4 separate regions of the Homo sapiens genome follow, and regions 1, 3 and 4 are each linked to region 2. Evidence: read pairs that join two places in POLR2A ChIA-PET (ENCODE). Cell type or tissue: GM12878. All regions are shown on one strand. Each heading gives the region's core, and the rest is flanking DNA. Links, peaks and the distances in the headings are about the cores only. Region 1 overlaps METTL16 (methyltransferase 16, RNA N6-adenosine). Region 2 overlaps SMG6 (SMG6 nonsense mediated mRNA decay factor). Region 3 overlaps SMG6 (SMG6 nonsense mediated mRNA decay factor). Region 4 overlaps RPA1 (replication protein A1).

Region 1 (7,759 bases), core at 1,798-6,797, 190 kb before region 2:
GCACAACACCATGCCTGGCCAATTTTTGCATTTTTTTGTAGAGATGGGGTTTTGCCATGTTGCCCAGGGTGGCCTCAAAGTCCTGGGCTCAAGTCATTCCACCCCACCTTGGCTTCCTAGAGTTCTGGGGTTACAGGCGTGAACCATTGCACCTGGCCTTACCTTATTTTCTTTGATGAATTAGGTTATATGCATTTCATCATTTTAACTCAGGTATGATGCTTAGTTTAATCCCTTTCAGGATTGATATGGCAGCCTTGTTGATTGGTGTCTGCTCTGAGGTCTCAGGGAGAAAAGATTGGATCCAGCAGCTTGCGCCACGGTGAGCTAGCTGTGTCAGCTTACATGGCATTTCCGACTACGTGACATAGTCACTGCTTGGTTCTGCGTTAGCTGGTGAAAGAAGAGAATTCTTAAAATCAACAAGCATGTATTTTGAGTTCATCTAACAGTCTACAAAGGAATAACAGGCTGGGCACGGTGGCTCACGCCTGTAATCCTGGCACTTTGGGAGGCTGAGGTGGGCGGATCACCTGAGGTCAGGAGTTGAGACCAGTCTGGCCAACATGTTGAAACCTCGTCTTTATAAAAATACAAAAAGTAGCCAGACGTGGTGGTGCATGCCTATAGTCCCAGCTATTTGGGAGGCTGAGGCAGGAGAATCGCTTGAACCTGGGAGGCGGAGGTTGCAGTGAGCCAAGATAACGCCATTGCACTCCAGCCTGGGCAACAGAGTGAGACTCCGTCTCAAAAAAAAAAAAAAAAAAAGTACCTGGGCATAGTGGCACGTGCCTGTAATCCCAGCTGCTTGGGAGGCTGAGGCAGGAGAATCGCTTGAAACTGGGAGGCAGAGGTTGCAGTGAACCAAGATTGCGCCACTGCACTCCAGCCTGAGCAACAGAGCGAGACTCCATCTCAAAAATAATAAATAAATAAATAGGATAACAAATTAAAAGCCTTGGTTCCACTTGCTTGTTATAATGTAGTCTTTTGGCTGGGCGTGGGGGCTCACTCCTGTAATCCTAGCACTTTGGGAGGCCAAGGTGGGCAGATCACCAGAGGTCGGGAGTTCAAGATCAGCCTGGCCAACATGATGAAACCCTGTCTCTACTAAAATACAAAAATTAGCTGGGCATGATGGCGGGTGCCTGTAATCCCAGCTACTTGGGAGGCTGAGATGGGAAAATTGCTTGAACCCAGGAGACAGTGGTTGCAGTGAGCTGAGATCATGCCACTGCACTCCACCCTGGGCGGCTGAGCAAGACTCCGTCTCAAAAAAAAAAAAAAAAAAATAATAATAATAATATAGTCTTATCCATGTCAAAAAGTGAATAATTAAAATCACTTATAAGAGCATAGGATAAAAGTTTATTTTTAGTTATATAGATTCGAAATTTATGATAGTTTAAATAGTAAATTTTGAGATCAGGTGGACATTGGGGCTGCTCCGTTGAATATCTAGGGGCATTTGTTCTGGTAATTTATTATAGGCAGCAAGGTGTTGGATTTTACTACTTAGAGAACTTTTTAGGTAAGGTTCATAATTGCTTATACCCCAAACCTCTGCTTTCCTGTTTTTCTATATTATACTTCACTTGAGTTTTTAATAAGTTTCTAAATAACCGTTCCCCAGTGAGGGGAAAAAAAGTTTTTTGGAGAAACGGTAAATTCCACTTCTGAGTTGGGGTGAATACACAATGAGCCTGGAATATCTTCTAGTACCAGAAAGTAATGACATACTCAAAAAATGACATGTCAGAAGAACCTAGAGTGAGCTCAGGGCAAAGCTGGGACAACATGAGTTTCAAGATGAATAATGACAATAATGACTTATAACCCATTGAATAAGATACAGTACATACAGGGGATAGAGTGGATGCCGATGAATAAATATAGAAAGAATAATAAACTATTATATTACTTATTTCTAAAATAATGTAATAGCATTTTTCATACTTTTAAAGTTAGATTTTTCATGTATGTTATTTAGTGTATGAGGTTGAAATACCAGATTGCCAGTCTTCAATAGTTTCTGACCTATCAAATAGTTTTTGATGTATAAAAATGTCAGTTTCATACAGTTTTAACCTAATTGGTGATTTTAGAGGCTCTTAAATTTTGCAACAATCATAGTAATAATTGATTCGTGGAACAATTGGCAAAGGGAAATTTGAAAAGGAACAGGATAACTACCTAGTTTCAAAGAACCACCCCTTCCCCCTTTAGGTTACTTACAGTTACAGAGAGAAGTGTGGGAGTTTACAAAGTAAAGAGTTTGCTTTGGAGAAAGCACAGGCCACCTCCCTGACCAGGTGCTCATCTCCTGATGTGACGCACCTGGAAGGACAAGCAGCGCCTCCGTGCTCTTCACGCCAGAAATGTGTCATCTGAATCCAATGACGTGGAAACTTCAGACACACCCAGTTGAGGGACTGTGTAAAATCAGCTCCTCAAAAACATTAAGGTCATGAGAGTAAAAGAAGACTGAGGAACTATTCCAGATTGAAGGAGGCTAAAGAGACATGACAAGTACATGAAATTCGCAATCCTAAGGGGCCTTGTATCGGGGAGAATATTGGGATAAACAGGTGAAATTTAAGTGTGGACTGTATTCCAGATAATAGTATTGAATGAGTGTTAAGTTTTAGCAATTTGATAATTCCTCTGTGGTTACAAAAATGAATACACTTGTTTCCGTGGGGGCGCAGCGGCTCACACCTGTAATCCCAGCACTTTGGGAGGCCAAGGCAGGTGGATCACCTGAGGTCAGGAGTTCAAGACCAGCCTGACCAACACAGTGAAACCCTGTCTCTAGGGAAAATACAAAAATTAGCCTGTTGTGGTGGCACATGCCTGTAATCCCAGCTACTCTGGAGGCTGAGTCAGGAGAATCGCCTGAGCCTGGGAGGTGGAGGTGCAGTGAGCTGAGATTGCACCACTGCACTCCAGCCTGGGAGACAGAGTGAGCCTCTGTCTGAAAAAAAGTCTAAAAAAAACAAAAACAAAAACAAAAAACAATACACGCTTTTAAAATGGACATGCCAAAATATTACAGTTAATGAGACATGTTGATGTCTGTAACTGATTCTCAAACAGCTTAGGAAAAAACACATACACACAGAATGAAGGAAGATGTAATTGGTGAATCTGGGTGAAGGGTATACTGGAGTCATTTGCGCGAATCCTGCAACTCTTCTGAAAGTTTGAAATTATTTCAAAATAATTTTTCTTGAAACCTACCATCTCAGAGGAATTCCTAAATGTTGTAATAAGTAGAGTGCTACTTTCATCATTAAAATAGTTTAATGGATTCAAAGTCTCTTGGGTGACTAGATCTTCCTTTTCTTCATTTTTTTTTCCACTTGCATTTTGATTAGTTGTCACAAGATGCCCGTTGAGAGTAGCTAGGATCTAGTGGGTAGGCATATTTAAAATGTGCAGCTAAAATAGGATTTTTAACACATCCAATGACTTCTGCTTTTTCCATAACAAATACAACTGTTGCTGAAAACAGCGTATATATGACATTCAATCTGAAATGATTCGCAGTGTGGTATTCAGTTTAGTGCAAAGGTTAAAAGAAATATGAACTCCCTCCCGAGTGTCTATTAAGTATCAATGGCATGTTTAACTATTACTAGCTTTTCTTGTCTTCTAAATATTTCTTTTCCTTCATCTCCTGAAGAACCTTACAGTATCTTTTTTTTTTTTTTTTTTTTGAGACAAGGGCTTGCTCTGTCATCCAGGCTGGGGTGCAGTGGTGCAATCACTGCTCACTGCAGCCCTGACCTCCCAGGCTCAAGCGATCCTATCACCTCAGCCCCCCTAGTAGCTGGGACCACAGGCATGCATCACCATGCCCAGCTATTTTTTGTAGAGATGGGGTCTTGCCATGTTGCCCAGGATGGTCTCAAACTCCTGGGCTCAAGTGATCCACCTGCCTCGGCCTCCCAAAGTGCTGGGGTTACAGATGTGAGCCACCACGCCAAGCCAGTATCTTTTTTTGTTGTTCTGTGCCGCTTCTTGGCTTCTGATAGCTCTGATCTATCTAATCTGTTGAGGAATGCTAGTTTTAAAGGAAACTGTTAACCTGTTTTATGCTGTTACTGTGTCAGCACTAATTGCTCCCGATTTCTCTTCCTTCCTCTTGTTCATAATATACCCAAGGCTTTAAATTCCTGGTTAATGAATCCATTTATACACTTTCTTTCTTTTCTTTTCTTTTTTTTTTTTTGGAAACAGAGTCTACCTCTGTCACCCAGGCTGGAGTGCAGTGCCACCATCTCAGCTCACTGCAACCTCCGCCTCCTGGGTTCAAGCGATTCTCCTGCTTCAGCCTCCTGCGTACCTGGAACTACAGGTGCGCACCACCACACCAGCTAAATTTTTTTGTATTTTTTAATAGAGACAGGGTTTCCCATGTTGGCCAGGCTGGTCCCGAACTCCTGACCCCAAGTGATCCTCCTACCTCGCCCTCCGAAAGTGCTGGGATTACAGGCGTGAGCCGCTGTGCCCGATGATACTTTCTTAAAGGGAACATATTATTTTTCTTCTAAACATTTTTAAACCACCAAATGAAATTTATTATCCTTTAAATAACTTTACCGGGGTTTGTTTAAAGTGTTTTAGCTATAACAATTATTTCTTTATTTTCAAAGGGAAAAAGGATTGCCTAAACAAAAATAGATGTGGTCACCTCTTGTTGAATTCACAGTGAAGACAAAATATTTGTTGATGCCCACTGTTTCTAAAGTAATATAATAGTATTTTTCATACTTTTAAAATAATTAGATTTTTCATTTATGTTATTTAATGTATGAGGTCGAAATACCAGATTGCCAGTCTTCAATAGTTTTTGACCTATAAAACAGTTTTTGATGTATAAAAATGTCAGTTTCATACAGTTTTAACCTAATTGGTGATTTTAGAGGCTCTTAAATTCTCTTAGAATTTAAATTCTTGAAATTTCTTGAAATTTAAATTCTTGAAATTAAATTCTTGAAAATTCATCTTGTAGTAGGCATTTTGTATATAAACAATTAAATATTGAATGTATATCCCTTAATCTGAAATTTCCCTTTTAATGCGATTAGGTGAATTTTGAATGACACAGGTTGATTATAATGCTTAGTGAGAAAAGCAGGAGACAGAATATGTATTGTTAGTTTGGCTAAGCTGTTACAAAACAAGAAGGAAACATGTAAAACGTTACGATATGGTTAACCTTATTTTATGTGTATTTGAAGGTATAAGATAATCCCATTTATAAATTTATATATTTCAGTCAGTCGTCCTGAGGTAAACTTGAGTAACTCCCATTTAAGTGTGCAGTTGGATGAGTTTAGACAAATGTGGAACATTTCCATCACCCTGAAAAGTTTCCTGTTCCCCTCTGCAGTCTGTCCACACTCTGCTCCCAGCTTCCTGTAGCCCTGATGTACTTTCTGTCACAACAGTTTTGTGTGTTCTAGACTTTTCATACAAATGGAGTCATAGAAAATGTAGGTTTTGATTGTCTGCTTTCTTTCACGTAGCAGCATATCCATGATTTTTTGTGTCAGTGGCCTGTCCCTTTTGTTGCTAAATAGGCTGAGTATACCACAGTTCGTTCATCCATTTGCCAGTTGAAGGACATTTGGGTCATTTCCAGGTTTTGGCTAGTAGGAATAAAACTGAACATTTGCTTATAATTTTTTGTGTCTAATTAAATTTTCCTCCATCTTAAGTAAATACCTGAGAGTAGGACTCCTGGTCCTGTTGTAAGTGTATGTTTAACTTTATTAAGAAGCTGCTTTTCAAAGTGACTATACAGCATTTTACATTCCCACCAGCAATATCTGAGAGTTTCCGTTGACACCATTTGGTACTGTTGTCACCTTTTAAAAATGTATCTGTTCTAACGGGTAGGTAGTGGTATCTCATTATGATTGGAATTTGCATTTCTCTGGTGGCTGGTGATAGGGAGTATCCGCATGTGCTTATTGGCCATTCCTGTATCTCCTTTTTATTGGTTTATTAATCTTACTGATTGGCAGTTCTTTATAGATTCTGAATACAGTCCATTGTCAAATGTGTTTTGCAAGTATTTCCTCCCAGTCTATAGTTGCCTTTCCATTTCTATAAATCTCTTTTAAAAAGACCAAACCTTTAGTGGCCTTTGTTTAAAATCAGCTGACCGTGTAAGTGAGTTATTTCTGGACTCTGTTCCATTCTGTTAATCTGTGTCTATCTTATGCCAGTACCATATGGTCTGAATTATCATAGCTTTGTAGAAGTCTTGAAATCTGGCAGTATAAATCCTCTATCTTTGTTTTTTTTTGTTTGTTTTTTGTTTTCAAAATTGTTTTAAGCCAGACATGGTGGCTCACGCCTGTAATCCCAGCACGTTGGGAGGCTGAGGCAGGAGGATTGCTTGCATCCAGGAGTTTGAGACCAGCCTGTGCAACATAGGCATACCCTGTCTTTATGGAAAAAAATTTGTTTTAGCTACTTGAAATCTTTTGCATTTCCATATAAATTTTAGCATCAGTTTATCAATTTTCATGAAAATGTATGGTTGGGATTGTGTTGAATTTATAGGTCAAGTTGGAAAGAATTGATACCTTAACAATAATGAGTCTTCCATTCCAACCTGGTTTAGCTGTTCATTTATTTAGGTCTTCAATATCTTTCACCTTTACACACATTATACGAACTTTATTCCTAAGTATTTTATGTATTTTCATGCTACCGTAAATGGCATTTTAAAATTTTAATTTCTAGTTAGGTATTGCTACTATAAGAAAATACAGTTGATTTATTTTATTAGTATTTTACTTTTTTTTTTTTTTGAGACGGAGTCTTGCTCTGTCACTAGGCTGGAGTGCAGTGGCGCAATCTCGGCTCACTGCAACCTCTGTCTCCCAGGTTCAAGCGATTCTCATGCCTCAGCCTCCCAAGTAGCTGGGACTACAGGCGCGCACCACCACACCCAGCTAATTTTTGTATTTTTAGTAGAGATGGGGTTTCACCATGTTGGCCAGGATGCTCTTTTTTTTTTTTTTTTTTTTTTTTAAATTTTATTTTTATTTTTTTATTTTTTTATTTTTTATTTTTTTTATTTTATTTTTTTTTTTATTGATCATTCTTGGGTGTTTCTCGCAGAGGGGGATTTGGCAGGGTCATAGGACAATAGTGGAGGGAAGGTCAGCAGATAAACAAGTGAACAAAGGTCTCTGGTTTTCCTAGGCAGAGGACCCTGCGGCCTTCCGCAGTGTTTGTGTCCCTGGGTACTTAAGATTAGGGAGTGGTGATGACTCTTAACGAGCATGCTGCCTTCAAGCATCTGTTTAACAAAGCACATCTTGCACCGCCCTTAATCCATTTAACCCTGAGTGGACACAGCACATGTTTCAGAGAGCACAGGGTTGGGGATAAGGTCACAGATCAACAGGATCCCAAGGCAGAAGAATTTTTCTTAGTACAGAACAAAATGAAAAGTCTCCCATGTCTACTTCTATCCACACAGACCCGGCAACCATCTGATTTCTCAATTTTTTCCCCACCCTTCCCGCCTTTCTATTCCACAAAACCGCCATTGTCATCATGGCCCATCCCCAATGAGCCGCTGGGCACACCTCCCAGACGGGGTCGTGGCCGGGCAGAGGGGCTCCTCACTTCCCAGTAGGGGCGGCCGGGCAGAGGCGCCCCTCACCTCCCGGACGGGGCGGCCGGCCGGGCGGGGGGCTGACCCCCCCACCTCCCTCCCGGACAGGGCGGC
Region 2 (7,759 bases), core at 1,732-6,731:
AGGTGTATATGTGATTATTTTTCTTCTCTTGCATTATTAGTGGCATATTATACACACTGGTATATTCACCTTTTTTTTTCCCTATTGCTACTGGACTTCGGAGATCCTTCTCTGAGTAATTGCCCTCAAATCCATTGTATCTCTCTAGAGCCTGGCTGATAGCCTTCATAATTTTGTCTAGTATTTGTATGTCAGAGCCAGGATAGTGCAGAGCTTTGGAAAGTCCTGAGTTCAAGTGCTAGTTTTTTTGTTTTTTTCGTTTTGAGACAGAGTCTCACTCTGTCGCCCAGGCTGGAGCATAGGGGCGCCATCATAGCTCACTGCAGTCTCAAACTCCTGGGCTCAAGCCATCCTCTTGCCTTGACCTCCCAAAGCACTAGGATTACAGGCGTGAGCCACCATGCCTGGCCTGAAGTCCTACTTTTATCAGATATTAGCTGCGAGACTTTGGGCATGTTCTGTAACCTGGCTGAGCTTTAGTTTTCTATCTGTAAGATGATGACAGTGATAACCTTGTTTCCCTAGGGCTGGAGCTCATAGTTTCTGCTTGGAATTTTGCATGCTGCCTCTTCCCAAATCTCTCGTGATTTTCTTAGAGGTGCTATTGAAAGTTGAGAAGGACAGTTTTCTTTCTGAGTTGGAATACGTGGCTACACAAAGTTGGATAGTATATTTTCTTTTTGCATTTAATCAGTAGACCAGCAAAGTGAAAGTTGGTTAGCAAAGGAGCATGGCTTCCCTGTGGAAAACCCAGGCCAGGTGGCCTGTAGCACAGAACGTTCACCACATGCTCAACTTGTTGTATTTGCTTGAGGGCTATTTTTTTTTTTTTTAATGTATAGTTTTTTGTTTTGAAAGTGTGTTATGTAGGTGGCATTTTCTTTTCTTTCTTTTTTTTTTGGGACAGAGTCTCATGCTGTCACCCTGGGCTGGAGTGCAGCGGCACGATCTCGGCTCATTGCAACCTTCGCCTCCCAGGTTCAAGTGATTCTCATGCCTCAGCCTGCCAAGTAGCTGGGATTACAGGCACCTACCACTGCACCCGGCTAATTTTTTTTTTTTTTTTTTTTTTGAGATGGAGTCTGGCTCTGTCGCCCAGGCTGGAGTGCAGTGCTGCGATCTCGGCTCACTGCAAGCTCCGCCTCCCAGGTTCAAACCATTCTCCTGCCGCAGCCTCTCGGGTAGCTGGGACTATGAGTAGCTGGGACTACAGGCGCCTGCCAACATGCCCAGCTAATTTTTTGTATTTTTAGTAGAGACGGGGTTTCACCATGTTAGCCAGGATGGTCTCGATCTCCTTACCTCGTGATCTGCCCGCCTCGGCCTCCCAAAGTGCTGGGATTACAGGCGTGAGCCACCGTGCCTGATCGTTTTTTTTTTGAGACGAAGTCTAACTCTGTCGCCCAGGCTGGAGTGCACTGGCGTGATCTCAGCTCACTGCCAGGTCTGTCTCCCGGGTTCATGCCATTCTCCTGCCTCAGCCTCCCAAGTAGCTGGGACTACAGGTGCCCGCCACCATGCCCGGCTAATTTTTTTGTATTTTTAGTAGAGATGGGGTTTCACCATATTAGCCAGGATGGTCTCGATCTCCTTACCTTGTGATCCGCCCACCTCGGCCTCCCGAAGTGCTGGGATTATAAGCGTGAGCCACCGCTCCCGGCCTAATTTTTGTATTTTTTTAAGTAGCGATGGGGTTTTACCATGTTGACCAGGCTGGTTTCAAACTCCTGACCTCTAGTGATCTGCCCACTTCGGCCTCCCAAAGTGTTGGGATTACAGGCATGAGTCACTGCTCCCCACCCAATATTTTCTTTAGACTCATCATTTGTCTTTTCAGTGCCCCTTGCGTAGTTTGTGCACCTGAGCTGCTGCTGCTGTGAAAGCTGCTGTGTATGAGTGGTACACATCTAATTCCTCCACCCTCCCCGCAAAACAATTATAGATCAGAGCATGGTTTTATAAGGTTTCCTTAGACAAGGTGACTTGCTTTCTGTTGGAATGAGTTCTAATTCCTAGAGTTGTATCATGAGGCTTTAGGTTTATAGTTTGAGAGCCAGTACCCATTATGAAGCTTAGAAAAAGCTTTTAGACTGGACACAGTAGCACATGCCTATAATCCCAGCATTTTGGGAGGCTGAGGTGGGAAATTGCATGAACCCAGGAGTTGGAGACCAGCCTAGGCAACATAATGAGATGCCGTCTCTAATAATAATAAAAATATTTCACTTAAAAAATACATAAATAAGGCTGGGTGCAGTGGCTCACGCCTGTAATCCCAGCACTTTGGGAGGCCAAGGCAGGCGGATCCCGAGGTCAGGAGATCGAGACTACCCTGGCTAACACGGTGAAACCCCGTCTCTACTAAAAATACAAAAAATTAGCCGGGTGTGGTGGCAGGCGCCTGTAGTCCCATCTACTCGGGAGGTTGAGGCAGGAGAATGGTTTGAACCTGTGAGGTGGAGCTTACAGTGAGCCGAGATCGCGCCACGGCACTCCAGCCTGGGCAACAGAGCGAGACTCTGTCTCAAAAAAAAAAAAAATAATAATAAAAATAATTAAAAATACATAAATAAGTAAATACATTAAAAAAGAAAGCTTTTGGCCTGGTTCTCTCTGGATAGCACAAGCACTGATTTAATCTATAATGATAAAGAATAGTTGAGTCTCTGCACTAGTAGGTAAGTGCTTTATCTGTGATAACCCAGTTATTTCATTGTCTCATAATTATATCATCATGACAGAGAAAGCCAGCTTAATTTTTTGGCCTCATGGATATAAAGACTCCATATCTTGCTGGGAACAGTGACTCAACGCCGGTATAATCCCGGCACATTGGGAGGCTGAGGCAGGAGGATTGCTTGAATCCAGGAGTTCATTCATGACTAGCCTTGACAACGTAGGGATACCCTGTCTCTACTAAAAAAAAAAAATTAGCCAGGTGTGGTGGGTGGTCCTAGTTACTCGGGAGCCTGAGGTGGGAGAATACTCTGGTCTGGAAGGTTGAGGCTGCAGTGAGTCTTGACTGCTCCACTTCACTCCAGCCTGGGTTACAGAGTGAGACCCTGCCTCAAAAGAAAAAGATTCCGTATCTGTAAGGTGGGCATCAGAAAATTTTTTAGGGTTTTTGTGAGTTGACTTCATGTCTTTAATTAGTCCTATGCTTTTGTAAAGTAGTTTGCAATATGTACCTCAGGCTGTACTCTTCACTCTGGAAGCTATTTGAAAAGTGTGTGAACTGCAGTTTGGCAGCACGTGATGACAGCAGTTCATTAGAGCCTCTTTCTGTGGGAAGAAGCAGATTGGTTTTCTTTTTCTTAGGCCATGAGAAACAGCTTAGTGGGATCCTCAAAGAAGGTCAGAACCAGAACCGGGTTTTTCAGATGTTGATAATGTGAGGTGGGTTGCAAGGAGCAGCCCCTGGTAGGCAAGGATTGGGGCTGCTTTGTCCAGATCACTGCTGGACTGTAAGGCTAATGTCTTTGTGGTTGGTAGTGAGTGCAAGTTTCTCAAAGTACATCAGCCCTACCTATAAACCCTTAATGCCCCAAATGACCTCGGTCACCAAACCACTTCAGGGCTTTATTTTTATCCTATCCGTTTTGTTTCAATATGTGAGGTTGGTTTCTTTCCTCTAACAGAGCAGAGTTCTCTGGGGGAAGAAACAGAGTGCCAGGGTGCTGCTGAGGCTGGTTAAACACCAAAACCACACTCTTCATCTTTCTGGGGTTGAGACGTGACATAAGCCATGCTGCAAACGCCAGCTTCCACACTGAAGAAACCTCTCTCAGTAGTCACTTTGTTTATTTTTTGTGTATTGTGTTTTTAGGCAAATAAAATATAGAGGAGTAAATGGTGTACCTTCCCATTCTGCTGTAGACAGAGATCTAACAATGAGCACTTGCTTAAAATCTGCCATTTCCCAGCTTAAGGTTTTTCATCCTCCCCGAGAGTGTTGATGAGAACTCTCAAAACTCACCAGGTCTCAGGAAGCCGGATTACCAGCATATCCTGTTCGCGTGCGTGTGTATATTCTGTGTTACCCACAGGCCACTTTCCACCCCACGTGACCTTTAGTTACCATCCGGAAAGTCAGGACCCAGATACCCGTCAGAATTTCCAGGCCTTGGTTTGGTTTAGACATTTTAGAAGATGTTAACAGCAATAATTGTAAAAGACTTTGAGTGGCACGCATGGTGAACAGAAAGTACTAGATCCTGAAGAGGGGGGAAAGGCATTTCTGTGCTCTTCCTGGTAAAGTGTTTGAAAATGAACATTCAGAAGAAAACCTAAAGCACCTGAAATGCACAGGGGACGAGAATGAGAGGTGATTAGAAGCCCAACACATGCACCAGTTCTTAGGTGGTAAGGCTAAGTTCTGAAGTTCATATTTCATTCTTTAAGATTGTCATATGCATTATTGGTGTTGTTTATAGCATACTCCATCACACTTTATTTTAACCAGCATCTCTAAATTAATATAAACAGACTAATGATTCAGGTAATACCCTAGAACAGGGATGGGCAAAATATTGCCAGTGGCCTATGAGCTAAGAATGGTTTTTACATTCTTATGTCAGGAGTTGTTTAAAAAGAGCAACACGAGACAGAGATGTACGTGGCTCACGAAGCCTAAATTATTTTCTGTGACCTTTTACAGAAAAAATTTACCACTGCTGTAAAAGCTGGGAGAGGTGAATGCAGTTAATGATAAGGTTCTTCTGTTAGGAAATTGATTGTTAATGAGAATGTTATCGCCTTTTAAGCAGACAGTTTTTTTTTTTTGAGAGGCAGTCTTGCTCTGTTGTCCAGGCTGGAGTGCAGTGGCGCAATCTCAGCTCACTGCAACCTCCGCCTCCCAGGTTCAAGCGTTTCTCCTGCCTCAGCCTCCCCAGTAGCTGGGACTACAGGCTCCTGTCACCACCCGCTGCTAATTTTTGTATTTTTAGAAGAGATGGTGTTTCGCCATGTTGGCCAGTCTGGTCTCGAACTCCTGACCTCAGGTGGTCAGCCTCCCAAAGTGCTGGGATTACAGGCTTGAGCCACTGTGCCCGGCCGACAGTTCTTCATTATGCAGGTCTGACCTTGCAGGATGTTTAGCGTTCCTGGCTCTGCTCATTAGATGCCAGTAACGGCCCACACATACTTCCAAACAGTTCCTGGGATGGGTGGTCATATTCTGGTTGAGAACCACTACTTTTGAAGCTTGACAAGGTCAAAAACATTTTGTTAAGGTTTACTCCTTCATTTCCTCTCAGAGAACCTGACTTGGGATTTGGATCTTGATGGCCTAGGGATTAACAATAGTGAGAGAATTTGAGTAGCTAGTGGAATAGGGAGAGTTTTCAGTAGGGTGGAATACAAGATTTTAAGGAAATTTTTTTTTTTTTTTTGAGATGGGGTTTCGTTCTGTCACCCAGGCTGGAATGCAGTGGCGCGATCTCAGCTCACTGCAACCTTCGCCTCCTGGGCTCAAGCAATCCTCCCCTCCCAGCCTCCTGAGTAGCTGGGACTACAGGCACACACCACCATGCCCAGCTAATTTTTGTATTTTCCGTAGAGACGGGGTTTCACCATGTGGGTCAGGCTGGTCTCAAACTCCTGGGCTCAAGCGATCCACCCACCTCAGCCTCCCAAAGTGCTGAGATTATAGCTATGAGTCACTGTGTCCAGCCTAGGAAGTAATTTAATGTTGCGTTTGTTGCTTGACACCTATTTTAAGAATTGAGATTGATTTGTGATTTATGAAAGGTTTGTTTTGATGTTGCTGGTGTTGTGAAAAGCACATTCCTCTCTATGTGAGAGATGGAGTAGCCATCTTTGGCCTTAATATCCAGATGATTTTGAGGTCTGTGGGAATCTGTATGGTGTACTTGAGGGACTTGTTCAAAGCCAATGTAAAGATGTAGTTTTGGCATCTCATGAATAACCTGATATCCCGACTTAAGCCAGAACTCTGGCATTAGAGAATTTTCCAGCTTGGGAGAGTTGACTGAGAAAAGTCCTCCTTTGGCTCCTTGCCAAGTTAGACAAGGGAGCAATCAGCTGCTGAGTTCCAGCCAACTGGAATGTACGTGAGGGGGTACTATAAATCGTCCCTTAGGATCCAGCTTGTGGTCTGTGAAGAGCCTTCCAAATAAGAATGAGACCTGTACATTGGATCCTTGTTCAATCTGCAGCTGCTATAGGAAGGAGTAGTGAGGTGATGTTACTCTGGGAGCAGCTCACTTTATATAGTAACACACTGCCTGTTATGTGGGGTAAGACTGCACTACCCTTTATGTTTTTCCCGTGTTGCGTTTCTCACCAACTTCCTATATTGGTTTTTGTTTCTGACTGTTCTCTTGGGGAGCTGTATCCATAGTTTGATCATTCTGTAAAATCCCTCTTTGCTCTTAAAGGTGCCAGAATTTCATCTCTCTACCCTCTTTTCAACATCTTAGATCTGATGTATTTGAGCTAAGATAGAGAATATGAAATCGTTGTTTTCTTGGCTCGTGATCCTTCCCCAGTCTGCGGGCTGTTTGTTTGACTCCAGGGGGAAACTCCAGGTTCTTCCCCTCTTGGAAGCCTTTCACTTTACTCATAAATATTTAGTATTGAAGTGAACTGTGCTCTTTTTTTTCTCCCTAGTATGAGTGGATAGACTCTCTAGACCAGAAAGAATTTAAAATACTATCTGTACCCTCTGTCTTTCTGATGTTTTGGTTCCTATAAAATGTATTAACCACACATTTTTATTTTTAAGAGCTTAAGTGGTTTTTTGAGTTGTCTTCCATCTTCTGATCCAAAATTTGTTGAGCATTTATTATAGAAATCACTAGGCACCTCTCCTGCTACTGTTTTTTCCGTGTCGTTCATGCTTAGAACCATCAGAGAGCTATGTAACTAGGTAACATTGGTTACTAGTAGTACTGCTTTTACTGATTTGTACTTGAGTGTGTCATCAGCCTCTATGAAGATACATAAAAAAGAGACCTAGAGAAGGATTGCTGTTTGTGTTGCGTGGTGTCTTTGTGGAAGCCTGTGGAAGAAATTTCTGCTCTTAGTAGAAAATGGGTTTCTTCAACCTCATGCACATTTGTAAGATTGTTATAATAGCAAATTTGTGAATTTTTAACCCAGAATGATTCTCTATTTTAATTGTTCCAGAGGTTGTAGCCAAACTTCCTTTAGTAAGTGTAAAGGGCGTTTATCTTCGGTCGTGACCTTACTGTTTGGTGACCTCTTTATCTTTTTCTCTTTGGCTTCTCTTTCTTGTTTTTATCTATTTTATCTTACAGTATAGTATATACCTTTGTATGTTGCCTAAAATAAGTGGCTTCAAAGTTTTATATAGATATTTTTTCTCTTTTCACTTGCCCATTTTGCTGTAAAACCTCCTCTGAGGCCAGCTAGTAGTCTCTGAGGAAATCAAGTTTTTCCCTGTCCCAATTCAGGTCATTTCCATAAATATTCATGGAGCACCTTTATATATTGTTATTCTAGGTACTGCACACAGAAAAGTAAGTGATGTTGGTCCTTCCCTCAAAAACACAGTCTAGTAAGAAAAAAGGATATGTAAATAAATACTTGCAATAAAGTGTTATAAATGTAATAATAGAAATATATACACTGGACAGAGGTAAAAGAGATTAACTCAGGGTGAACAGGTAGAGCGACCTAGAAAGGTAATCTTTGTCCTTAATTTTGCAAGTCAAAGAAGTATTTTAGGTAGATGTGGTCAGCTGACTTTTCTGGCAGAAGGAACAACATGGATAAA
Region 3 (7,759 bases), core at 1,664-6,663, 130 kb after region 2:
TGATGTTGAACAGCTTTTCATGTGTTCAGTGGCTGTTGGTATTTCTTTGGAATACTGTTCAAATATTTGCCTACTTTTTTTTTTTTTTTTTTTTTTTTGAGACAGTGTTTTGCTCTTGTTGCCCAGGCTGGAGTGCAATGGCGCAATCTTGGCTCACCGCAACCTCCGCCTCCCAGGTTCAACCAATTCTCCCGCCTCAGCCTCCCGAGTAGCTGGGGTTACAGGCATGCGCCACCACGCCTGGCTAATTTTTTTTTTTATTTTTAGTAGAGACGGGGTTTCTCCATGTTGGTCAGGCTGGTCTCGAACTCCTGGCCTCAGGTGATCCGCCCACCTCAGCCTCCCAAAGTGCTGGGATTACAGGCGTGAGCCACTGTGCCCGGCCATATTTGCCTACTTTTAAAATTGGGTTGTCTTTTATTGTTGAGTTGTAGGAGTTCATAGATAGATAGATAGATAGAAAGATTACATTGAGTTGTAGGAGTTCATAGATAGATAGACAGACAGACAGAGAGGGTCTCACTGTGTTGCCCAGGCTGGTTTTGAACTCCTGGGCTCCAGCGATCCTCCTGCCTTGGCCTCCCAAAGTGCTGGGATTACAGGCATGAGTCACCACACCCAGCCTTGAGTTGCAGGAGTTCTTTATAGATTCTGGATACAAGTCCTTTATCAGATAAATGATTTACAAATATTTTCTCCCTATGATTTGATTGTCCTTGCACTTTCTTGAATGTTTTAATTTTTACGAAGTCCAATTAATCTGGTTTATTTTATTTTGTTACTTGTGCTTTGGTGTTATAAAGACATTTTTAAACAATAAGGACTGGGAGAAGCTGGTGTGCGCCTGTATTCCCAGCCACTTGGGAGGCTAAGACAGGAGGATCACTGGAGCCCAGGCATTGGAGTCCAGCCATAGTGAGATCCTGTCCTCCCGCCAAAAACAAAAACAAAACAGAGTTTATCACCAAATATCCTCACTAAACGAAGTTTCTTCTACCTGAAGTACACACTTCAGAAAAGTATCCTAGATTCCAAAGAAATGGTAAACAGTGATTGTAACTATAAAATTGGATCAGATTGATTACAAAGGAACCATGGAGTTAAAAGCTTCCTTAGAAGACATCAGGGCCAGTCTCTTATCTAATGAAAAAATAGTCCTCCAGTTTTCTCAATGGCCTCTGCTCCAGATGCTTCCCCAGAATTTACTCTATTATGAGACAGTCACTATAAAAAGTTCCTCCTCAGGCTGAGTGAGGTGGCTTGTGCCTGTCATCTCAGCACTTTGGGAGGCCAAGGTAGGAGGAGCACTTGAGCCCAGGAGTTCAAGACCAGCCATGCAACATAGCAAGACCCTGCCTCTGCAAAAAAATTTTTTAAAAATTAGCGGGTATGGTGTGCACACCTGTGGTCCTAGCCATTCAAGTGGCTGAGGCAGGAGGATCACTTGAGCCCAGGATTTCAAGGTTACAGTGAGCTGTGATTGTGCCACTGCACTCCAGCCTGGGTGACAGAGCAAGACCGCATCTCTAAGAAAAAAAAGTTCCTTCTCAAACTGAACACAGCCTGCCTTCCTGTAATTCCCACTTAATGATTTTTTAAAAGTTTTCTCAAAATCACAAAGTCTGTTTTTTCTATATCTGACACACCTTAGTTATACTTGAAATTCTCTTTACGTTTTCTTTTCTCTAAGCTAAACAAACCAGTGCAATCAAATAGATTCTTGGCCAGTGCTGCGAAATATTATAGGACTTTATGTAATGATGCAGTGTTTAGTACTGTAATGATGGAAAGTTACTATTTCCACACCATCCTCTATGGTAGCCACTGGCCACATGTGACTTTTGAATACTTGAAATGTGGCTAGTGCAACCGAAAAACAAATCTTAATGTAGTTAAATTGAAATATCCACATGTGGCTAGTGGCTACTGTATTAAACACTGCAATTCTAGATCATTCTCCTGGCCAGATTTCTCTGTGCCATTACCAGCAGCATCAGATTCACCTGGGAACTTGTAATGTTTTAGGCCCTACCTCAGCCTTTTGAATCATAAACAGTTGAGGGTGGAGCCCAGCAGGCTCATTTAACAAGCTCTCCAGGTGATTCCAATGCACTAATACTTGAAAGGCAATTCCAGTTTGTCAAGGCTTCTGTAAAAAGCAGTGCTCAGACAAGGTCTGACATGCATGGATTTCACCTAAAGACAGCTTCAATGGCTTTTTTTTTTAATTGAATACTACTTTCTAAATATTGCATTGACTGCATGTTATAAAAATGAATACAATGTGGATATGAAGAATTTTTTTTTTTTTTTTTGAGATGGAATCTCACTCTGTCACCCAGGCTGGAGTGCAGTGGTGCAATCTCGGCTCACTGCAACCTCCGCCTCCCAGGTTCAAGCGATTCTCCTGCCTCAGCCTCCCAAGTAGCTGGGACAACAGGTGCGTGCTACCACACCCGGCTGATTTTTTTGCATTTTTAGTAGAGACAGGATTTCACCATGCTAGCCAGGATGGTCTTGATCTCCTGACCTCAGGATCCACCCACCTTGGCCTCCCAAAGTATTGGGATTACAGGTGTGAGCCATCGTACCCGGCCTGGATATGAAGAATTTAAAAAAATAAAGTGTCAGGCCAGGTGCAGTGGCTTACGCCTGTAACCCCAGCACTTTGGGAGGCTGAGGCATGCAGATCACTTGATATCAGGAGACCAGCTTAGGCAGCATGGCAAAACCCCATCTCTACTAAAAGTACAAAAACTAGTTGGGCATGGTTGCACATGCCTGTGGTCCCAGCTACTTGGGAGTTTGAGGTGGGAGGATCACTGGAGCCTGGGAGGCGGAGGTTGCAGTGAGCCGAGGTCTCACTACTGCACTCCAGCATGGGTGACAGAGTGAGACCCTGTCTCAAAAATAAAGTGCCCCTTAACAGTTTAAAAAAAATTAGTTAACAGGCAGTTTCCCAGCTGGGCGTGGTGGCTCACGCCTGTAATCCCAGCACTTTGGGAGGCTGAGGTGGGAGGATCACATGAGCTCAGGAATTCGAGAGCAGCCTGGGCAACATGGTGAAATCCCATCTCTACTAAAAATACAAAAATTAGCCGGGTATGGTGGCATGCGCCTGTAATCCCAGCTACTTGGGAGGCTGAGGCAGGAGAATCGCTCAAACTCAGGAGGTAGAGGTGACAGTGAGCCAAGATCACACCACTGCACTCCAGCCTGGGTGACAGAGCGAAACTCCATCTCAAAAAAAAAATTTGTTTGTTAAATGTCTTGGCACAGTGGCTCACACCTGTAGTCCCAGCACTTTGGGAACCAAGGCAGACAGATCACTTGCGGTCAGGAGTTCAAGACCAGCCTGGCCAACATGGCGAAACCCCGTCTCTACTAAAAATACAAAATTAGCCAGGCATGGTGGCGCACGCCTGTGATCCCAGCTCCTTGGGAAGTTGAGGCTGGAGAATCGCTTGATGCCGGGAGGCCAAGGGTGCAGTGAGCTGAGATCGCGCCACTGCACTCCAGCCTGGGTGACAGAGTGAGACTCCATCTCAAAAAAAAAAAAAAGAAAAAAGCAGGCACTTTTCCATAAGTTTCACACGGTCTTATAGTACTAGAACCCTGAGCTCTTGATTGTCAGTCTGGCGTGCTTTCCATCTCTTAGGCTGTTTGGTGAAATAGGCCTCACTGTTTGGTTTGGTGTCTCCCAGAAGAGAAAAATCTGGTTCCTTGGCATTTATTTTACCTACCCCATTTGGGGGCTGTTTCTTCTGCCTTTTCTTGCACAACTTCCCCATTGTTAGATGCCTCTGTAGTCACTCCCAATACCCTGGAAACATCTCCCTTTTTTAGGGTTTAACAGACTTCACCTGTATAGTTACTGTCTTTTAATATGACTTTCGTCCTCTTATGCTTGAAACCTAGAAGAGGAGCTGGCTTGTTCTGCTGGCCTTGAGCCAGATGTCATAACTTCAGGCAGTGCCACGCTACACATCTCCAGCAGTTTGGAATGGAGAACAGAGTTAGAGATAAGATCAGCAGCTTTAGGTGATGGCTTTGTTTCAAATAAACCATGCATGACCCAAGCCTCCACTTCAAATGGGGAATGAAATTGCTTTATCCTTTGACAGCTTGCTCTATGAAATACATTTATCTTCACTTAATTGCTTTAGATCCCAAGAGGCTACATACAGTAATTTCTAGGAGATAATTATATCAAATTTTAAAAATATGTGACTGTGGACATGAATATGTAACTGCAGTGGACAGGGAGGGAGAGAGGTGGGGGAAACCAAAAGTCCTGCTGACCTTGCTGGTAAGTTTCCATTCTTATTCTTAGAGTTTCCTTGGGTCATAGACCACTTACTCTCTGAATCTGCTGATTCATATGTGGGGTCCTTTGTACCCCATGCTGCTAGGGTTAAAGCATCTGGTCTACTACTCCTGTAGCTGGATAGTGTTTTGCTCAGTCTCCTCCTGAAACTGGGAGGGGTCAGGCTGGTGGCTGACTTCCGGTTATATGTCTTCATTTAGTCTGGCTGGGCACAGTCTGTCTACACTGTAGGCCACAGCCACTGGGGGTTCTGGTTAGTGGCAGCTGAGAACCAGCAAACTTGTTGATTTTAAAACATGACTATTTAGATGTCAGGGATAAACTTCCTGTAGATGGGGGACAGGCTTCTTTATCTTGGAGTGTTTGAGTATCCAGTTCTCATTTCCCTAACCTTTACATTTGAAAAAATCTAAAGCTTTCACTGTCATTTTCACTAATCCCAGCCACTGCCTACCTTTACCGTATATTTTTTTTCTTCTTTCTGAAATTCCAGGGTGTTTTTTTTTTCCTGCCTCCTACTAAATAACTGTATTTCCATGTTGTGATATAACAACACCAAAGGCATTTTCCAGGTGTGGACACAGTTCTGGGCCATCGCTCAGCTCTTTCTGTCTGCATCTGCCTTTAAGACTACACACTGGACAATTCGATTGTGAGCTCCGTGATACTACTCTCCAACCGCCATCCCCAAGTGTCTAGTGTGGTGCTCATGTCTTATGAGGGCTGTGTGAGGAAGAGCCAGTGAGGCCTAGCTGAATGACATGGTTGACAGGCACTCCTGCTGTAAAGACAAGGAAGATCTGACTTGGAGATACAGAGGACATTTGGATTCTGTACTAAGGTCCATGAATATCTAAGCCAGCTTGCGGGTGGGGGATGTGCCAAAACCAATCAAGGTGGGCTGACTGAATCAGAGAATCTATAGAGCCAAAGACTTTCAATTCCCATCAAGTTCTCTCAAGACCTAGTCCCATGGCGCTTTCTGCTTGCTGGGGTCATTCTCCAGGTGTCTTTTATCCCTTCATTCTCACTTAATCAGGGTCAGCCACACTCCTCAGTTCACTGAGAGGGAAGTGTTGCCTTTTCTTTTAAACTCCTCCCCGAGAACCCTGACAGCTGTGATGAGTAAGCCCATTTGCATGTGAAAGGTCCTGCTGGCGTGCCTGTAAGCGAATCTGCAGCGAGTACTGTCACACCATTTCTTGGAGTCACATCAAGGAGTTTTTTAAGGAATGACACTTTGGCTCACATCGAAAACATGAGCACCTGAATAGCAGCCTGTGGGGGTCATCAAGGTTAGGGTGTTTGTTCTAGTGTGTTTCTTTTGAGCTGGAAAAACATTTCTCCGTATATCACCACTTTTGGTACTCCCTTCTGGAGAGTTGCTTTTCTCCTGTCTACCTATTAGTGTGGTAGTAGTAACCTGTACCAAGAAGCGTTCCGTGGTTAGTAACCTGCATTCAAACCATTTCTTTTAGCTGGATCCTTTTTTTGAGTCAGGGTCTCACTCTGTCACCCAGGCTGGAGTGCAGCGGCGGGATCTGCGCTCACTGCAACCTCCACCTCCTGGGTTCAAGTAGCGATCCTCCTACCTCAGCCTCCAAGGTAGCTGGGACTACAGGCGTGTGCCACCATGCCCAGCTAATTTTTTTATTTTATTTTTTTGTAAAGAAGAGGTCTCACCATGTTGCCCAGCCTGTTCTTGAACTCCTGGCTCAAGCAATTCTCCTGCCTCGGCCTCCCAAAGTGCTGAAATTACAAGCGTGAGCCATCATGCCTGACCTTAATTTGATCTTTCAGGAGCAGAACATGCCTGTTTTTTCTTGTGTTTTATTTAATAAAAAGAACATACTAAACTTATGTAAGGACTTACCAAGAAGGATAATTGAAATTCTGGTGTCTTTAGACAAAAAAGCTAAAAAAAAAAAAAGGAAAAAAAGGTGAGGCCTTTTCAGGGATTGAATCGTCTTTGGTGCATTTTTTGGTGAATTCCATGAATCCAGCTATTTTGGTGTATTCAGTAAAGTTTTCCCTGAGTTTGACTTAGGACTCTGTGTGCGTATGCGTGTGTGTGTTGAACATATGTGTCTATTCCTCTGGAAAGATCATTAAATCCAAATTCTGAATAGGGAAATGGAGACTTTCCAAGGAGTGTCAGGAGCAGGCGAAAAGGAAACATTTTGCCACAGATATTTAGAATCAATGAGATAGATGAGATAGAAATGAAGAAATGCCATGATTTACTTCTATTTCTTAGAGCTCACTGTGTGGTTGACTGATAACAGTCACTAGCCACATTTGTCTACTTAAATTAATTGGCCAGGCGCAGTGACTCATGCCTGTAATCCCAGCACTTTGGGAGGCTGAGGTCAGGAGTTCGAGACCAGCCTAGCCAACATGGTGAAACCCCGTCTATGCTAAAAATACAAAAATTAGCCAGGCATGGTGTGCATGCCTGTAATCCCAGCTACTCAGGAAACTGAGACGTGAAAATCGCTTGAACCCCAGGGCAGAGGTTTCAGTGAGCCAAGATCACACCACTGCACTCCAGCCTGGGCGACAGAGCGAGACTCTGTCTCAAAAAATATGTATATATTTATATCTGTATATATACACACACAGACACACACACACACACACACACACACACACACACACACACATAAATATATATATAGGCTAGGTGTGGTATCTCATGCCTGTAATCCCAGCACTTTGAGAGGCCAGTGTGGGAGGATTGAGTCCAAGCGTTCAAGACCAGCCTGGACAACATAGTGAGATTCCATCTCTACACAAAATTTAAGTTAGCTGGGCATGGTGGTAGCGCCTGTAGTCCCAGCTACTCAAGGGGCTAAGGTGGGAAGATTGCTTGAGCCTGAGAGGTTAAGGCTATAGTGAGCTGTGATTGCACCACTGCACTCCAGCCTGGGTGACAGAGTGAGAACACTGTTTCAATCAATCAGTCAAAACTTAGTTAATTAAAATTAAGTAAAATTGAAAAATCAATTCTTCAGTCACACTAGTCACATTTCTAGTGGTCAGTAACCACATGAGACTAATGGGTACTGTATTGTCAAGCATAATATAGAACATTTCCATTATTGCCATAAGGTTCTCTTAGACAGCTTTGCTTTGTGATAAAGTCACTAAGTATAACTCAGTTTTTAAGATTGGGGTTGGTGGGGGTGGACGGGGAAAGAGGAGACGTTGGGCAAAGGATACAGAGTTTTTATTAGACAAGAGGAGTAGGTTCTTGTGATCTGTTGTACAGCATGGTGACTAGAGTGAATAATGTATATTTCAAAATAGCTTAAAGAATAGATTTTTAATGTTCTCACCACAAATAAATAAGTATATGAGATGACGAATGTGTTACATAGTCCAATTTGATTGTTCCACATGTATACATTTATCAAAACATCACATTGTGCT
Region 4 (7,759 bases), core at 1,031-6,030, 380 kb after region 2:
TCTCATGGACAATTTAAAAAAAGAGTCAGGGCAGAGCCCAAACAGACAGAACTGGGGACAGGAAGAAAAAGAAAAACACACCAGAACAAATGGCAAAGCCTTTCATCTTTGTGGCCTTTACAAGTATTCCAACCAATTTGGAGGAAATCGGGGGAAAAGCCATCTACAGAAAGGTGCCCATTTATGTGGCCCAGAAAACATAGCTTTTATTGGTCTTCCTTATGTTTTACCTGAGCAACTACCTTTCCTAAATTCAGCATTATTAGCAATCTATTCTGTACATTAAATAAACCTAATATGTGAAAATGCAAACTTATAAAAATGAAATGGACAAAGTTACCTTACGGAAGAAAGTCACCGCATAAGAATTGCATCTGATGGGCTGAAATGGCAGGCACCTTATATGTGCATTTATTATTATTGTTTTATAGGACAGACCCAGGAACTTGACATACGTGCATTTTAACCAGGATCTGACTCAACTTTTCTGGAAGGTATTTACTATGTTAAAAAAGCATGCCTGTAATAATTCAGGTTGTTTCAGGGACACCTCCCGACCTAAGTCATCTCAGGCACACTAGCTCTGATGTGCTAATAGGAACAGGAGAAACGGGTGGCTTCGATTTAGAAAGTGCTTTGGTTTTAAAGTACTTTTATATACATTATTTCACTGTTAAGCACATCCCAAATGGACAAGATTAGATAACATCAGATGAGCTCTTAAATAATTATCAGGCTGAGAAACTGTATACAAACAATACCAAAAAGAAACAAACTAAAAAATATTAAACAGCAAAAAGAGGGCCAGTGTTGGGCAAGGTGTGGTGGCTCACACCTGTAATCCCAGCATTTCGGGTGGCTGAAGCGGGCAGATCATGAGGTCAGGAGTTCGAGACCAGCCTGGCCAACATGGTAAAACCCCGTCTCTACTAAAAATACAAAAACTAGCCGGGCATCGTGGCGGGTGCCTGTCATCCCAGCTACTCAGGAGGCTGGGGCAGGAGAATCACTTGAACCCGGGAGGCGGAGACTGCGGTGAGCTGAGATCGCGCCACTGCACTCCAGCCTAGGAAACAGGGCAAGACTCCATCTCAAAAAAAAAAAAATGTGTGGGGTCAGTGTTATAGAATGAGAACCATTAAAAGTTATAGAAGTTATAATAAAATATGTGGCTGACCTTGTCTTTTAATTCCCCAAGATAAGCAGCATTTTGTCCAAGGATAGCTTCAGCAGACTCCTGGAAACAAGTCACCCACTGATTCTCTTGAAAATCTGCAATATTTACCTAAAAAACACAATTCTACATTATTTCAGCAAAGAAATAATAAAAAGACACACTGAGAAGATGGGGAGAGGTTAATGTTCTTTTTCCACTTATTAAAATAATTTCCAGAGAGGGCCAGGTGCAGTGGGCTCATGCCTGTCATCCCAGCACTTTGGGAGGCCAAGGCGGGTGGAACACTTGAGGCCAGGAGTTTGAAACCAGCCTGGCCAACATGGTGAAACTCCGTCTCTACGAAAAATACAAAAATTAGCCAGGCATGGTGGCGGGTGCCTGTAATCCCAGCTACTCAGGAGGCTGAGGCGGGAGAATCACTTGAACCCGGGAGGCGGAGGTTGCAGCGAGCTGAGATCGAGCCACTGCACTCCAGCCTGGGTGACAGAGAGAGGCCCATCAGATTAGTTCCTGTCGAGGTGCAGCTGGCTTTGGATGAAGGGTTTTGAGTGAATCGGGGGAGTTCTCTGCATTTTCAATTGCCCACTCTGTAGTTCCTAGGAGGAGTTCCATGAGACGGCTCTGTCACTGCTGGGCACCCAGACAACTGAAGAGCCTGCCCGTGAGCCTCTGTCAGTCACCAAATTGACCTGGCAAAGGAAATGAGCAATCAAATGTCTCCCACTGGGCTGTGGTGTAACATTAAACAGGGCAAAGTCAAGGAAGAAAGCAGATCTCAAAGAATCCACTTGCTGAAGTAAAAGCCTTTGTAGAAACACGAGTGGTTTTTCTTTAAGGCATCATTTTGACGATTTTACATCTTCATTTTGCATGGGTACAAGGCTTTTAATAGAGAGAATGTTATGACGAAAAATAAGGTGACGAAACCAGTTAAAAGTGAAAAGCGCTCTCAATACACAGCAACGGTATCACACCCTGGGCTCACACTTCCTTTAACCCACGCTATCCTTCTAAGAAGCAAAGAGCATCTCATCACACAGGGCAAGAACTACAATGACGCACACGTGTGATAAATATCAAATCAAACAAGTGTGCGGGAGATTGCGCTGTGGAGTTTAACAGAAAGGCTGATGTTTCCACAAACTAAAACAAATTTTCTTCATCTTAGTTCAATGAAAAGTTTATAGTTTACAAAAAATGAGCCTAAACGTAGAACTGTCCTGCTAAGCTAACATTTCATTTTATTTATCATTTATTAATTTAATTTATTTATTTATTGAGATGGAGTCTTGCTCTGTCACCCAGGCTGGAATGCAGTGGCGCGATCGTGGCTCACTGCAAACTCCACCTCCCGGGTTCATGCCATTCCCCGGCCTCAGCCTCCCTAGTAGCTGGGACTGCAGGTGCCCGCCACCACGCCTGGCTAATTTTTTTGTACTTTTAGTAGAGACAGGGTTTCACTGTGTTAGCCAAGATGATCTCGATCTCCTGACCTCGTGATCCGCCTGCCTCAGCCTCCCAAAGTGCTGGGATTACAGGCGTGAGCCACCGTGCCCGGCCTATTTATTTATTTTTTAAAGACAGGGTCTGACTCTGTCACCCAGGCTGGAGTGCAGTGCCACGATCATGGCTCACTGCAGCCTTGACCTCTCGGGCTCAAGCGATCCTCCTACCTCAGCCTCATGAGTAGCTGGGACAAGTGCATACCACCACAGCCAGCTAATTTTACTTTTTGTAGAGACAGGGTCTTGCCATGTTGCCCAGGCTGATATCGAACTCCCAGCCTCAAGCAATCATCCTGCCTCAGCCTTCCAAAGTGCTGGGGTTACAGGCACAAGTCACTGCGCCTGGCCAATATGAACATTTTTCAGGCTTCTGATATATTACTGCCAAATCATCCTTTGGAAAAATGTGAAACTGTTTTCTTTTTCTCTTTTCTTGAGATGGAGTTTTGCTCTTGTCGCCCGGGCTGGAGTGCAGTGGTGTGATCTCGGCTCACTGCAACCTCTGCCTCCCGGGTTCAAGCGATTCTCCTGCCTCAGCCTCCCGAGTAGCTGGGACTACAGGCACCCGCCACCACGCCCGGCTAATTTTTGTATTTTTAGTAGAGACAGGGTTTCACCATGTTGGCCAGGCTGGTCTCAAACTCCTGATCTCAGGTGACGCACCCGCCTCGGCCTCCCAAAGTGCTGGGATTACAAAAGTGAGCCACTGTGCCCGGCCTTAAACTGTTTTCTTAAACTGCTATTATCGCCTAGTTCTATCATTGAAAACAAAACAAAACAAAATAAAAATCTTAAGGCCGGGTGCAGTGGCTCAGGCTTGTAATGCCAGCACTTTGGAAGGCTGAGGTGGGAGGATGACATGAGGCCAGGAACTTGAGACCAACCTGAACAGCAGAGCGAGACCCTGTCTCTACAATAAAATAATTTTAAAAATTAGCTGGGTGTGGTGGTGCACAGCTGTAGTTGCAGCTACTTGGGAGGCCAAGGTGGAAGGACTGCTTAAGCCCGGGAGGTTGGGGCCACCATGAGCTGTGATGATACCATTGCACTCTATTCTGGGCAACAGAGTGAGACCCCTGTTTCTTAAAAAAAAAAAAAAATTTTTTTAAACCCAACTTTACAACTTTTTTAAAAAGGTTTTTAAAACAGAAAGAAACAATTCTTAAAATGCAAAAAAGCAACAATCTCACATCAGCACACCGTCACATTCCTCTGAAGTCAGCTATACTAAAGCTAGAGAATAGATTATCCACATGAAAGTGACTAAATACGGGCATTGGCTGTGTAAGTACAATTAGTGCTGTCTATAAATGCCGTTTTCAAATTAATTTATCTTCATAGCAGTTAGCAGGCAAGTGTCACTGACGCTATGGCTGTATGACGTGCATGAAAGACTGAATCAGCTGGGGTATCTCAACACCACTTTCTGGCATGAAAAAGCGGATGGATAAGCTCTTCCACACCTACTCATCTGCGGGCTTCCTACCAGGAATGCTTTGTCTCTACTGTTGTGACCACAGTGCCTGGCACACGGGAGGGCCTCCGTGAACACAACCGTGGTTCTCATCTACCGAGGCTACTTACTGACAGGATCATGCGGTACTTGAAATTGGGAAATTCGGTGTCGCACTTCTCACAGCGGTACAATCCATTCTGTTGATCAATCACTTTCTTATTGCAGTCCTGAGTCGGGCAGGCTTGGTACATGCAGTTCTCTTTGCGAAGATACACCACTGTGGCCACAGAACTAAAGTAGTCCGGCTTCGGGAGAAAAGAACAGCATGAGGCACGGAGTCGCGAGCCCGCCCAGGATCGGACCGAGAGGCAGCTCAAAGCCTGCCCTTACGTTTAGGTGGTAAGTGTTTCTACATCCTCAAGATTACACATGATCACAGGGAATCATTCATTCTGTAGTTTTAGAAATCACATGTGCCGAGTACAAAACCCATGAAGGTAATAAGCCAAGTTCTAATAAGCCAAGTTCTGAGGCAGATAATTCCTTCACAATAAAAGAGTTAATCCTAAATTACACTAAGTTAATTAAAAGTGAAATTGTTTTCCTGTTTGCTTGAACACTGTATGAAAGACAAAGATTTGTTCCTCCCGATCCTCTGACCCTCCAAAGGCCACAGATCTAGGAAATACAGAATGCGGACCACAAACACCCAGTGCAGCAACGATCAACCATCCCTCCCGCGCTCAAAACACGGCAGTCGTGTCTAGGCCTAGATTCACCTTTTCCTTGTTTAGGCCAGGGATCAGCAAGCTGCTTCTGTAAAAAGCCAAACAGTAAATATTTCAGGCCTTAGCAGCCATTTGGTCACAGTCTCTGCTGCAACTACAGACACACCTCACTTTATTGTGCTTTGCTTTACTGCACTTGACAGATACGGCATTTTTTACAGATTGAAGACTTGTGGCACCCCTGGGTCAAGTAAATGCACTATTTTCCCAATAGCAGGTGCTCACTTTATGTCTCTGTGTCACATAAAGACAGTAATTCTTGCAAGATTTCAAACTTTTTCATTATATATGTATTTTTTGAGACAGAGTCTCGCTCTGTCGCCCAGGCTGGGGTGCAGTGAGTGGTGTAATCTCTGATCACTGCAGCCTCCACCTCCCAGGTTCAAGTGATTCTCCTGCCTCAGCCACCCAAGTAGCTGGGACTACAGGCGTGCACTACCACGCCTGGCTAATTTTTGTATTTTTTAGTAGAGATGGGGTTTTGCCATGTTGGGTAGGCTGGTCTCGAACTCCAAACCTCAAGTGATCCACCCACCTTGGCCTCCCGAAGTGCTAGGATTATAGGAGTAAGCCACCATGCCTGGCCCTTTTTCATTATTATCATATCTGTTATGGTGATTTTTTTTTTTTTTCTGAGACGGAGTCTCGCTCTGTCACCAGGCTGGAGTGCAGTGGCATGATCTCAGCTCACTGAAATCTCCGCCTCCCAGGGTCAAACGATTCTCCTGCCTCAGCCTCCCGAGAAGCTGGGACTACAGGCATGCACCACTACGCCCAGCTAATTTTTGTATTTTTAGTAGAGACGGGGTTTTAACCACGTTGGTCAGGATGGTCTCGATCTCCTGACTTCAGGTGATCCGCCTGCCTCAGCCTCCCAAAGTGCTGGGATTACAGGAATGAGCCACCGCGCCTGGCCTACAGTGATCTTTAACGTCACTATTGTAGTTGTTCTGGGGTGCCACCAACTACACCCATATAAGATGGGGAACTTATATTGATGAATGTTGTATGTATGCTGACTGATCCTCCAATCAAGTATTCCTGTCTCTCTTCTTTGAATACACAAATAAGAAAGCAAACAGCCTTACTGCTGATATGGAGTAAGCTGTAGTGGTCTAGATAGAATATCAAGCAAGCCACAACATTCTCTTAAGCCAAAGCCTAACCCAGAGCAAGGCCTCACCTTTCTTCAATTCTGTGAAGGCTGAGAGAGGTCAGGAAGCTGCAGAAGAGGCCAGGTGCAGTGGCTCACACCTGTAATCCCAGCACTTTGGGAGGCAGAGGCAACATGATTGCCTAAGCCAAGGAGTTCGATACCAGCCAGGCAACATAGTGAGACCTAGTCTCTACAAAAATCTGTCAGGGCACGGTGGTGTGCACCTGTAGTCCCAGCTACTCCAGAGGCTGAGGTGAGCTGTGATTGCACCACTGCACTCCAGCCTGGGTGACAGAGTGAGACTCTGTCTCAAAAAAAAAAAAAAAAAAAGCTGCAGAAGAAAAGATGGCAGCCAGCAGATGTTGGTTCATGAGGTTTAAGGAAATAAGCCGTCACCATAACAAAAGTGCAAGGTGAAGCAGCAAGTGCTGATGGAGAAGCTGCAGCAAGTTATCCAGAAGATCTAGCTAGGACCACCAATGAAGGTGGCTGCACTCAACAACAGATTTTCAACGTAGACAGAATAGCCTTCTGGAAGAAGATGCCATCAAGAACATTCGTCCTAGAGAGTAGAAATCAATGCCTGGCTTCAAAGCTTCAAAGGAAAGGCTGACTCTCCTGTTAGGCGCGAATGCAGCTGGGGACTATAAGGTGAAGCCAGTGCTCATTGACCATGTCAAAAATCTTAGGGCTCATAAGAACTATGCTAAATCTACTTTGCCTCTGCTTTATAAATAGAATATCAAAGCTTGGATGACAGCATATCTATTTATAGTGTAGTTTATTGAATATTTTAAGCCCACTGTTGAGACCTACTACTCAGAAAAAGAGACTCCTTTAAAAATATGACTGCTCATTGACAATGCACCTGTTCACCCGAGAGCTCAATGGAGACACACAGTACGAGGAGATTAATATATTGACAATGCACCTGTTCACACAAGAGCTCAATGGAGACACACAGTACAAGGAGATTAATATATTGACAATGCACCTGTTCACCCAAGGGCTCAATGGAGACACACAGTACAAGGAGATTAATATATTGACAATGCACCTGTTCACCCGAGGGCTCAATGGAGATGCACAGAACAAGGAGATTAATATTGTTTTCATGCTTGATAACAACATCTATTCTGCAGCCCATGCAAATCAAGGAGTAATTTTGACTTTTTAAGTCTAAGAGACATATTTCATGAGGCGATAGTTGCCACAGTGATTCCTCTGATGGATCTGGGGAAAGTAAATTGAAAACCTGAAAAGGATTCACCATTCTAGATGCTATTAAGAACAGTTGGCTGGGCACAGTCGCTCACACCTGTAACTCCTGGCACTTTGAGAGGTTGAGGCAGGGAGATCCCTTGAGCCCAGGAGTTTGAGAGCAGCCTGGGCAACATGACACAACTCAGTCTCTACAAAAAATACAATTAGCCAGGTGTGGCAGCACCTGTAGTCCCAGCTTGGGAGCCTGGGGAGGTTGAGACTGCAGTGAGCTGTGATCAAGCCAGTGCACTCCAGCCTGAGTGACAGAATGAGACCCTGTCTCAAGTTAAAAAAAAAAGGAACATTCATGATTCATGGGAGGAGATCAAAATCCCAACATCAACGGGAGTTTGGAACAAGTTGATTCCAACCCTCAAGGTAGACACTGAGGCTTCAAGACTTTGGTGGAGGAGG

The links. ChIA-PET counts read pairs that join two places held together with the same protein. Peaks named below come from ENCODE experiments on the same cell type or tissue, not always from the same donor. Only the 100,000 strongest peaks of a DNase experiment are listed, where the experiment ranks them.
Region 1: POLR2A ChIA-PET joins it to region 2 with 5 read pairs; 2 of 35 experiments call an interaction of 5 or more read pairs at or near these places.
Region 3: POLR2A ChIA-PET joins it to region 2 with 7 read pairs; 4 of 35 experiments call an interaction of 5 or more read pairs at or near these places.
Region 4: POLR2A ChIA-PET joins it to region 2 with 5 read pairs; 3 of 35 experiments call an interaction of 5 or more read pairs at or near these places.

Annotation. Positions count from the first base shown.
Region 1 is chr17:2,448,097-2,455,855 of GRCh38, reverse strand. The region is part of intron 6 of METTL16 (methyltransferase 16, RNA N6-adenosine); the gene reads left to right. Among named protein-coding and RNA genes, the nearest start is that of MNT, 51 kb to the right of the region's middle. In GM12878, for the core only: no CTCF peak of the experiment used is centred there; no DNase peak of the experiment used is centred there.
Region 2 is chr17:2,262,533-2,270,291 of GRCh38, reverse strand. All of the region lies in intron 8 of SMG6 (SMG6 nonsense mediated mRNA decay factor), which reads left to right. Among named protein-coding and RNA genes, the nearest start is that of SMG6, 37 kb to the left of the region's middle. RefSeq lists enhancers at 2,996-3,285, 4,176-4,385. In GM12878, for the core only: no CTCF peak of the experiment used is centred there; DNase peaks (open chromatin) are centred at 3,631 and 4,001; H3K4me3 peaks cover 2,646 bases; H3K27ac peaks cover 4,955 bases.
Region 3 is chr17:2,135,228-2,142,986 of GRCh38, reverse strand. All of the region lies in intron 13 of SMG6 (SMG6 nonsense mediated mRNA decay factor), which reads left to right. Among named protein-coding and RNA genes, the nearest start is that of SMG6-AS1, 49 kb to the right of the region's middle. RefSeq lists enhancers at 3,769-3,968, 5,514-5,563 and a silencer at 4,389-4,588. In GM12878, for the core only: no CTCF peak of the experiment used is centred there; DNase peaks (open chromatin) are centred at 4,016, 4,436 and 5,506; H3K27ac peaks cover 3,420 bases.
Region 4 is chr17:1,885,359-1,893,117 of GRCh38, reverse strand. It overlaps RPA1 (replication protein A1), which reads right to left. Exons shown (of 17, transcript NM_002945.5): 14 at 4,267-4,443; 15 at 1,178-1,285. Among named protein-coding and RNA genes, the nearest start is that of RPA1, 59 kb to the right of the region's middle. In GM12878, for the core only: no CTCF peak of the experiment used is centred there; no DNase peak of the experiment used is centred there.